Linked DNA regions of Homo sapiens: region 2 is linked to region 1. A link is an interaction called in ENCODE POLR2A ChIA-PET data of the cell type or tissue named here. Cell type or tissue: endothelial cell of umbilical vein. All regions are shown on one strand.

Region 1 (5,000 bases):
TCCAGCAACACTGTCAAGCCACATCCTTCTCACACTGCCATTTCTTTGGTTCCCTCCTGCCTCCCTCTTCCACTTTTGATGACCCCCGTGATTACCTTGGACCCACCTAGATAATCCAGGATCATGTCCCTATTTTAAAGTCAGCTGATTAGCAACTTTCATTCCATCTGCAACCTTCCTTTCCCTCTGCCAAGTAACATAACATATTCAGAGGTTCCAGGGATTAGGATTTGGGGGGGGGGGGGGTTATTCTGCCCACCACAGGTACTAATATTTGTTTGTTGTCCGTGGTCCATGGTATTCCCAGCTTGCATTGCCACTTTACAAACATTCATCTACTCATTCATTCATTCATTCATTCATTCATTCAGCAAGGACTGGTGGAGGGCTCCCATCTACTAAGTATCTGGGGCTAAACAGTGATCAAGCTTCCTTGCCCTCAGGAAGCTCATCGTTCAGGGCACAGATGAAATTGCACACAGACAACCACTGTATGGAGTGAGGGAGGGTTGTTGAGCCACCAGCTTCACTTCTGTGTATCTGTTTCTTCATCTGTAAAATCAGAAAAATAAAGCTACAGCTAGCTCTCTAAATATTGAGTGAGTCAAAGGAGATAACATATGTAGGTAATGCCCTCTGCATTATCCCTGGCACAATAAATGGCAGATTATTATTACAACAAAGCAGGGGGCTCAAAGGGGGCCCAGAGGAGGCGAGTCAGGGAATGAAGGGGTTAGTTGAGGTCTAAATGGACACTCCAGAGATAAATGGGAGGTGTAGAAAATGGAAGGAAGAGGTCTCCAGACAGAGAGAATGCACATGCAAAGACCCCACGGTGAACAAGCCCCTCAGTCCTCACAACCCCAAAGCCCCACCAGCTCTCTTCTCGTCATGTGCATGAGTTGTGCTCCCTCCCCAGAAGTCTTGAAGCCCCAGGACCCCCCTGACTTCTCAGCACCCAGTTCCAAGGCAGCTGGATGTGTCACAGCACCTACTGCACTCATCACAAGGATTCTCTTTGCCCCCACGCTTTGCACCTGAAACTACGTGATTCATCGTCCTCACAGCTACTAATCAATGGATTCAAACGGCACCAGGCCCTGGGCTGTTACCCACTCACTAATTCCTCAAAGCTTTATCATTAGACCCACTTGAGAAACAAAGAGATCTGCAAGGTTAGGTTACTTGCTCCAGGTCACCCAGGTAGTGGATGGTGGAACCCAGGGCTGTCTGTCTCCAAGCCATGAAGCCTGCACAGGCCAGCAGCCCAGGTCTTTAATGCTCAGCTCTATGCATGGAGGATATATGGTGAGGAAAGCGGGGTGAGTTGAGACTTTAGAAGAATAGCTGTTCTGGCCAGGCGCAGAGGCTCATGCCTGTAATCCCAGTACTTTGGGAGGCTGAGATACGAGAATTGCTTGAGTCCAAGAGTTTGAGACCAGCCTGAGCAACATGGGGAAACCCTATCTCCACAAAAAATACAAGAACTAGCCAGGTGTGGCGACATGCACCTGTAGTCCCAGCAACTCAAGAGGCTGAGGTGGGAAGATCGATTGAGCCTAGGTGGTTGAGGCTACCGTGAGCTATGATCACACCACTGCACTCCAGCCTGAGCAATGGAATGAGACCCTGTCTCAAAAAGAAAAAAAAAAAAAAAAAAAGAATAGCTGTTCTATCCTAGGGTCATAGAGTCAGCCTAGTAGGGACCAGAGCCTGGGGCAAGGGGCAGGGCAGAGGCCACAGCACTTGCTAAAAAAGAACAGACTCCCTTCTTTGCCAGAATAAGTTGTAATAGTAATGAGTTCCAAGAAAAGAAAGGACAAACAGGCTTAGATGCTTAAGGGAGGAGGGTTCCATACCGTGCCCTCCCATCCTCAGCAGGGCCTGGTCCTGCCCAAGAGTAGGGACATCTGACTCAGAACCAGCACAGGAGCAGAGGGAAGGCTGAGCCTCTCAGGTCATCCCTTCCTTGACTGGAGACAAAGCTGTGCAGACAAACAAGAAAAAAAGCCCATGTTGGGTTCATGGTGTACACTTGTGGCTTCTGGTCCCTTCATTTTCATAGTCAGCGACATCAAGCCAACTGTTTTCTCTTGGAGAGCACAGACCTCCACCCACACTGTCATAATGTCCAAACTACCTTCTTGGCATTAAATCTTTCTTTTATGAAATCATGGTGATAACAGATGATTTCTGCGTGTATTAGGTAAAATAAATGATTGGCATCTGAACAGTAAAGAGTTAGCTCAGCAGGCTGGTATTGCTCAAACCCTGCACATTCCAAAGAAGGGGCTGGCCCTTGACTCCTTCTGGGAGATAACCTCAGCCCTTGTAGCATCCTGTTTGATAACAATGTTTTTGTACGTCTGGGGCCTCCTGGCACACTGTATCAGTTTGACCAGAGTTTATGCTAACAATGTAACTTGTGATGAATGCCTGTTTTTATTTGTCTGACACCACTGTGTCCGTTTGATCTCTGGGGGCCTGGAGACTGGTGGCTAAGGTTGGTCACATGGGTGATGCATACTTACATGACTGACCTCAATAAAAACCCTGGATGCTAAGGCTTGGGTGAGCTTCCCTGGTTGGTAACACCTTGCATAAGTCATCATACATTGTTGCTGGAAGAATTAGTGTGTTCCCAGGTGAATCCACTAGGAAGGGACACCTGTAAGCATGCACCTGATATCCCCGCGACTTTGTTTTTGTACCTTTTCTTTTTACTGATTTTGATCTGTATCCTTACACCACAATAAGTGATAAATACGAGTACAATGGCTTTTCTGAGTTCTGTGAGTCCTAGCAAATCATGAAGCCTGAGGGTGATCCTGGGGACTCTCAAGCCAGCATTCTAAGTTGGCTCCCCAGTTTCTGTTATTTGGAAACTTGATTGAAACCTGATTCAACCCAACCCTGTTGTCATGGTGCTCAGGACACTGGGGAAGCTGCAGCCCCTGAGAACGGAGAGTGCCCCTGGGTGGTGAGCCATAGAGCTGAGTCTGCCCCAGGTCTGGGGAGTGGCCCATGCCCAGCTCTGTGGGTGGCTTTAGCTCAGGCCCAAGATGAGGCTGGGCCAATGACAACCCAAGAAGGATGAGCCTGCCAAAAGGGGGCCCCTCTCCAGCTCTTCAGGAGAGATGTTTCTCTGGACATACGGGTTTTCCTAAGGAAAGAGAAGGCTTTGCCCAGCTCCAAAGAGCAAGTCTCATCTTTTCGTCTGCTTTCGGCCAGATTCCTACCTGTCCTAGAAACTCCCTGGAGCCCACAAGGGAAACCGTGCCTCCCCTTTTTCCCCTTCGGGTTCTCCCCTCCTGCAGAGAGCAGGGTAGGTCAGCCCCTCAAGCACACATTTGGGCTGCAGGAGCACTATGATGGAGGAGAGCCTGGATGGTCACCCGCCACTCTCCATGAGGGGTGCTTTTCCCTAGACCAAGTCCCACCTTTCAAGGGAAACTGAGACAAGGAAACCTTAGCTCTGGTCCACGTGACAAAGTGTAGAGTTTAAAACAGAAGCTTCTGAAACTGAGGTCAAATAGTTCATCCCCGGCCTGCCTCAATTTTTTTTGGTTGTTGTTGTTTTATTTTGAAATGATTGTAGATGTACAGGAAGTTGCAAAAAAATTAGTACAGAGAGGTCCAGTGTAGCCTTCATTCAATTTCCCCCAATGATAACATCTTACATAACCATAACAAAGATCAGGCTGGGCACGGTGGCTCACGCCTGTAATCCCAGCACTTTGGGAGGCCGAGGTGGGTGGACTGCTTGAGGTCAGGAGTTCATGACCGCCTGGCCAACATGGTGAAACCTTGTATCTACTAAAAATACAAAAATTAGCTGGATGTGGTGGTGCACATCTGTAGTCCTGGCTACTCCGGAGGCTGAGGCAGGAGAATCACTTGAACCTGGGAGGCGGAGGTTGTAGTGAGCCAGAATCAGGCTGCTGCACTCCAGCGTGGGTGACAGAGGGAGACTCCATCTCAAAAACAAACAGACAAACAAACAATAAAAACACACACACACCATAATACAAGATCAAAACAAAACCTCAGGCTTTGAAATGAGGTGGAGGTTGTAGTGAACCAAGATCGTGCCATTGCACTCCATCCTGGGCAACAAGAGAAAAACTCCATCTAAAAAAAAAAAAAAACAAAAAAACTAATACAATGTAAATGCTGTGTAAATAGTTGTTATGCTGTATTGTTTTTTATTTGCATTACTTTATAGTTACATTATTTTATTTTTTAATATTTTTGATTTGTGGTTGGTTGAATCCATGGATGTGGAACCCATGGACACAGAGGGCCACTGTATATATGTGTGTGTTTGTGTGTGTGTGTGTATATGTGTGGTGTGTGTGTGTGTGTGTGTGTATGTGCGTATGTATATATATAAAGCATTGAAGATCATACCCCCAAAATGTTAACACTGCCTATTGTTAGGCAGTGGAATTATTAGTGATTTTTATTTTCCCCCTGCATAAGGTTTATGCATTGAATATACATAACTATTATAATTTGTAAACAATATTATCAGTTCCACCTCTTGCCTTGACTCAGCACCAACTGGGTTTCCATGAGCCTGCTAAAGTTTCCAGGGGAAGTGGAGGGACATTTGCAAATGGCACTGGAGGGGGCTCTACTGTCCTCAGGAACCGAGGAGACAGTGGGGTGTCCAGAGTTACCAGGATAGCAAGGGGCTGGCCCTGCAGGGCAAAGGGCCCTTACATATCATGGGAGAAAGGGGATTGCAATAAAACCAGTGAGTCGTCCACGGTGGCCCAGGAGCAGGGAGCAGATAATCTGGTAACTGGTGAAATTCCAGAGCCAGGCTGAGGCCGGGAACTCTTCCCCACCCGCTTCCTCGTTCCAGCTTCCTCACCATCTACTCATGCATACCCAGGCCTCTCCACCTCAATTCAGGAGCTCCCATTGAGGGGCAGGGCTGCAATGTGCTTAGCTCTGTGCCTCCCTGAGCTCAGCACAGGGCCTGGCTGATCCAG
Region 2 (5,000 bases), 1.1 Mb before region 1:
TGCTTACATTTCCTTCTCCCCTCAGGCTTTTTTTGGGTGGTCCTCCAACCTCCAATACCCAGGCCTGGCCTCTTCAGAGTACCCCCCATTCCACTTTCCCTGCCTCCTTCCTTAAATAGCTGACAATCAAATTCATGCTATGGTGTGAAAGACTACCTTTGACTTGGTATTATAAGCTGGAGTTATATATGTATTTGAAAACAGAGTAAATACTTAAGAGGCCAAATAGATGAATGGAAGAATTTTAGGAACTGTGAGAGGGGGACAAGGTGGAGCTTTCCTGGCCCTGGGAGGAAGCTGGCTGTGGTAGCGTAGCGCTCTCTCTCTCTGTCTGTGGCAGGAGGCAAAGAGTAGGGTGTAATTGAGTGAAGGAATCCTGGGTAGAGACCATTCTCAGGTGGTTGGGCCAGGCTAAAGACTGGGATTTGGGTCTATCTATGCCTTTCTGGCTGATTTTTGTAGAGACGGGGTTTTGCCATGTTACCCAGGCTGGTCTCAAACTCCTGGGCTCAAGCGATCCTCCTGGCTCAGCCTCCCAAAGTGCTGGGATTACAGGCGTGAGTCACTGCGCCTGGCTTCCTCTTCCTCTTGAGAAATATTCTTTTCATACAGCAAGTATGGGACAGCAGTGTCCCAGGTAAAGGACATAAATGTTACAAGTGTCTGGTCCTTTCTGAGGGAGGCTGGTGCCGCTCTGCAGGGTATTTGAACCTGTGGAATTGGAGGAGGCCATTTCACTCCCTGAACCCAGCCTGACAAATCACAGTGAGAATGTTCACCTTATAGGCTTGCTGTGGGGCTCAGGTTGAAAGTGTGGGGAGTGACACTGCCTAGGCATCCAGCTCAGTGTCATCCAGGGCCTGTGTCCCTCCCGAACCCAGGGTCAACCTGCCTACCACAGGCACTAGAAGGACGAATCTGCCTACTGCCCATGAACGGGGCCCTCAAGCGTCCTGGGATCTCCTTCTCCCTCCTGTCCTGTCCTTGCCCCTCAGGACTGCTGGAAAATAAATCCTTTAAAATAGTGTCTGCTTTGGTTTCCTGGCATTTGCTGTCCCTGTGAGATGGGGCAGGGGGCACCATGATCCCCTCTATCCCACTGGGGAAGCCTTCCCATTGAAATAGGTGGTGACTTGCCCAAGGTCACCCTGTGAGTGGTGGGAGTCAGGGCTGGACACAAGGGCCTGGGAGGTGGCTGCACAGGTGCTGATGGAGAAGCCCAGACATTTGTCCCAGAGTTCCCAGCCCACCTTGGGACCAGCTGTCAGGAGGATTTGATGAAACCATTAAAGCAGTCCCCACATCTCGAGCTTTCAGCAGCATAATCACTCAGCCACTCAGCCTTCACCTTCCCCCTGCACGGGCAGACACTGGAGAAAGGGAGGGAGTATTAGTCAGGAAAGGCTACCTCCTGCAACAAACACCTCCAAATCTCAGTGGCTCAACTCAGCAGAAGCTATTTCTTCTCACACGAAGTCTAATCAAGCATTCTCAGTCTTAGGCAACCTTCCATGTGGTCATTTCAGGGACCGAGACCCCTTCCTTCTGGTACAGCCAGCGTGGTCACAGGCAGAGGAAATGCTAAGCACACGTGGGCAATCCTCCTTACTGGCCAGAAAAGATAAGCTGGGAGAGCTGGGTGGGACTGGGTCCCAGGGGCCCTGGAGGTGGCGGCAGGGGAGGCCCCCTGGTCATGCCCATCCCTTCTCCCATCCTGGTCCTGCAGGAGTGCCCCGATCTCCCCATCCTCCTCTCCAGAGCTGTTTCTGTGCTACTTCCAGGGCTGGGGAGTCCCTCATATCCCTCAAGAACAGCACAGGCTCCCTGCTCTCTGGGGCACAGGGTCCTGGCCACCTGAGGGCTTGTGGAAGGTGGGGACAAGGACACCCCCATTCTCACCACCCCCACCCCACCCCAGAGGAAATTTTTGCCGTCCAGTGCTACCCATTTTTTTTTCTCATCATTACTCTAGTTATCCCTCAGTCCAAGACCTTCCCAGCTCTCTCTGGCCTGTGAACAGCATCCTCATTCTTCACTCCCGCTTCACAATTCTCTGCAGTTGGGCCTAGCCGCAGCCTCCATTGGAGCCAATGGCATCCAGCCATTCCTCACCCCTGAATACGTACTGTGCCTTCCACCTTGGTGAGGCTTTCACCTCTGCCTGGAATGGTCTGTCAAAATCCTGCCTAGGTGCATGTGGCAGGGTGCCAGCCCAGCATGCCACAGCTGACTTGCAAATCACAAGGGGACTAATTCTTCTATAATAAAGATGTCTAGCAATCACCCATCGATCCATCAATCCCATCCATCCAAGGAAAATTGGAGCAACTGGTCCATGTGAAGTGTACAGTATTACTCATAATAGATTCTTGCCAAGAGTATGTAGCCTGGGTCTAATCAAGCCTTTAGATCTAACTTTCGGTTTACAGGAAATAAATAGGATAGAGGAACAAATTAGATGACATCACAAGGAAATAACTAAATAACTAAATTAAGAATGAGAACACCGTATAAGACAATGGACTTGACTTTGCTCTTTTTTTTTTTTTTGAGGCAGAGTCTCACTCTGCCGCCCAGGCTGGATTGCAGTGGCGCGATCTCAGCTCACTGCAACCTCCACCTCCAGGGTTCAAGCAATTCCCTAGCCTCAGCCTCCCAAGTAGCTGGGATTATAGGTGCATGCCACCATGCCCACCTAATTTTTGTATTTTTAGTAGCGACGGGGTTTCACCATGTTGGCCAGGCTGGTCTCAAACTCCTGACCTCAAGTAATCTGCCTGCCTTGGCCTCCCAAAGTGCTGGGATTACAGGCATGAGCCACCACACCCGGCCGACTTGACTCTTAAGAAAGTTGAAGTCATTAAAAAATGTGCAAGTGGTCTGTGTAGACTCAAAAATACCCATATGCAGTGCATGAACCTAGATCGGATCCTCGTTCAAAAGATAAAAGCAAGGAGGGAATAAAGGAAAGAAAGAAGGAAGGGAGGGAGGCGCCAGGTGTGGTACCTCACGCCTATAATTCCAGCACTTTGGGAGGCCAAGGTGGGCAGATCGCTGGAGCCCAGGAGTTTGAGACCAGCCTGGGCAACATGGGAAAACCCCATCTCTACAAAAAAAAAAAGTACAGTAATTAGCCAGGCATGGTGGCGTGAGCCTGTGGTCCCAGCTCCTCGGGAGGTTGAGCTGGGAGGATCGCTTGTGCCTGGGAAGTCGAGGCTGCAGTGAGCTGAGATTACACCATTGCACTCCTGCCTGGGTGACAGAGAGGGACCCTGTCTCGAAAAGATAAATAAATGGCCGGGCGCGGTGGCTCATGCCTGTAATCCCAGCACTTTGGGATGCCAAGGCGGGTGGATCACAAGGTCAGGAGATAAAGACCATCCTGGCTAACACAGTGAAACCCCATCTCTACTAAAAAAAAAAATACAAAAAAAAAAAAAAATTAACTGGGTGTGGCGGCGTGCGCCTGTAGTCCCAGCTATATTTGGGAGGCTGAGGCAGGAGAATGGCGTGAACCCAGGAGGCAGAGCTTGCAGTGAGCCGGGACGGCGCCACTGCACTCCAGCCTGGGTGACAGAGCGAGATTCCGTCTCAAAAAATAAAATAAAATAAAATAAAATAAAAATAAATGAATAAAATAAAAAAGAAAGGGAGTGAGGGAGAGAAGAAAGGAGGCAGGAAGAAGGAAAGAGGGAGAGAGGAGAAACCACAAAATACATTTTGGGGACAATTGGAGAAATTTGGGTATGAACTGGGTGTTAGATGACATACAGGAATTATTGTTAATTTTGTTAGATGGGATAATGATATTACATGTATGTAAGACAATAGCTTTATTCTAAGGAGATGCATGCTGGAATATTTAGGGGAAAAGTGTCAAGCATCTATAATTTACTTTGTAATGGTTTGGCTAAAAAATAAAAATAAAAAAGATAAAACAAATATTAAAAAATGCTAATCATTGGTGGTAGAGGTTTTGTTTGTTTGTTTGTTTGTTTGTTTGAGGCAGAGTTTCTCTCTTGTTGCCCAGGCTGGAGTGCAGTGGTGCAATCTCGGCTCACCGCAACCTCTGCCTCCCGAGTTCAAGCAATTCTCTCCCAGCCTCCCAAGTAGCTGAGATTACAGGCACCCGCCACCACACTCAGCTAATTTTTTGTATTTTTAGTAGAGACGGGGTTTCACCATGTTGGCCAGGCTGGTCTCCAACTCCTGAGCTCTGGTGATCCACCCACCTCGGCCTCCCAAAGTGCTGGGATTATAGGCGTGAGCCACTGCGCCCAGCCATTGGTGGAGATTTGAAAGTCTTTGTACGATTCTTTCTTTTGTATTGTTGAATATTTTCCAAAACAGAAATTTTAAAGAGACAAAGCAAAATTCTGCCCATCTTCAGATGGAAAGATCATCTCTCTCACCCACCTTTCTTGTTTCCCCAACAAGCATGCAGTTCTCCCTTCCTGCCCGAGCCCACAGCCTCTAGCCCTCTGGTAGGGCTGGCAACTTCTCTCTCCTACTGAGCTACAGCTCCTGGGGGCAAGGACTTCAGCTCACTTGCCTTTGTGTCCCCCATCCCACCACATTGCCTGGCACACACCGGGCTCAATAACAGATACTAATGCCTCCTGCGTGCCAGGCACTGTGAAAGTCCTTAGTTTTATTCACTGTCGTGGTGGCTTGATGAGGTGGCTGTTTGCATCCCATTTTACATATAGGGAAGCTGAAATGCAGAGAGAGGTTAAGTCACTTGCCCAAGGGAACACCCCTTATCCGTGGTGGAGTCCTGCTGATGTATTTATTTATTTTTTTTCAGATAGGGTCCCACTCTGTGCCCAAGCTGGAGTGCAGTGGCATGATCATGGCTCAATGCAGCCTCAACCTCCCCAGGCTCACTTGATCCTTCCACTTTAGCCTCCTGAGCAGCTGGGACTGCAGGCACAGGCCACCACACTAATTTTCGTATATTTTTTGTAGGGAGGGGGTTTCACCATGTTTGTAGAGAGGGG

Evidence for each region. Peaks named below come from ENCODE experiments on the same cell type or tissue, not always from the same donor. Only the 100,000 strongest peaks of a DNase experiment are listed, where the experiment ranks them.
Region 2: POLR2A ChIA-PET joins it to region 1 with 7 read pairs; 1 of 35 experiments calls an interaction of 5 or more read pairs at or near these places.

What each region holds. Positions count from the first base shown.
Region 1 is chr16:58,454,012-58,459,011 of GRCh38, forward strand. All of the region lies in intron 2 of LINC02137 (long intergenic non-protein coding RNA 2137), which reads left to right. Among named protein-coding and RNA genes, the nearest start is that of LINC02137, 35 kb to the left of the region's middle. In endothelial cell of umbilical vein, no CTCF peak of the experiment used is centred here; a DNase peak (open chromatin) is centred at 2,400; H3K27ac peaks cover 1,816 bases.
Region 2 is chr16:57,365,165-57,370,164 of GRCh38, forward strand. It overlaps CCL22 (C-C motif chemokine ligand 22), which reads left to right. Exons shown (of 3, transcript NM_002990.5): 3 at 1-1,025. Among named protein-coding and RNA genes, the nearest start is that of CX3CL1, 4.8 kb to the right of the region's middle. In endothelial cell of umbilical vein, no CTCF peak of the experiment used is centred here; a DNase peak (open chromatin) is centred at 2,387.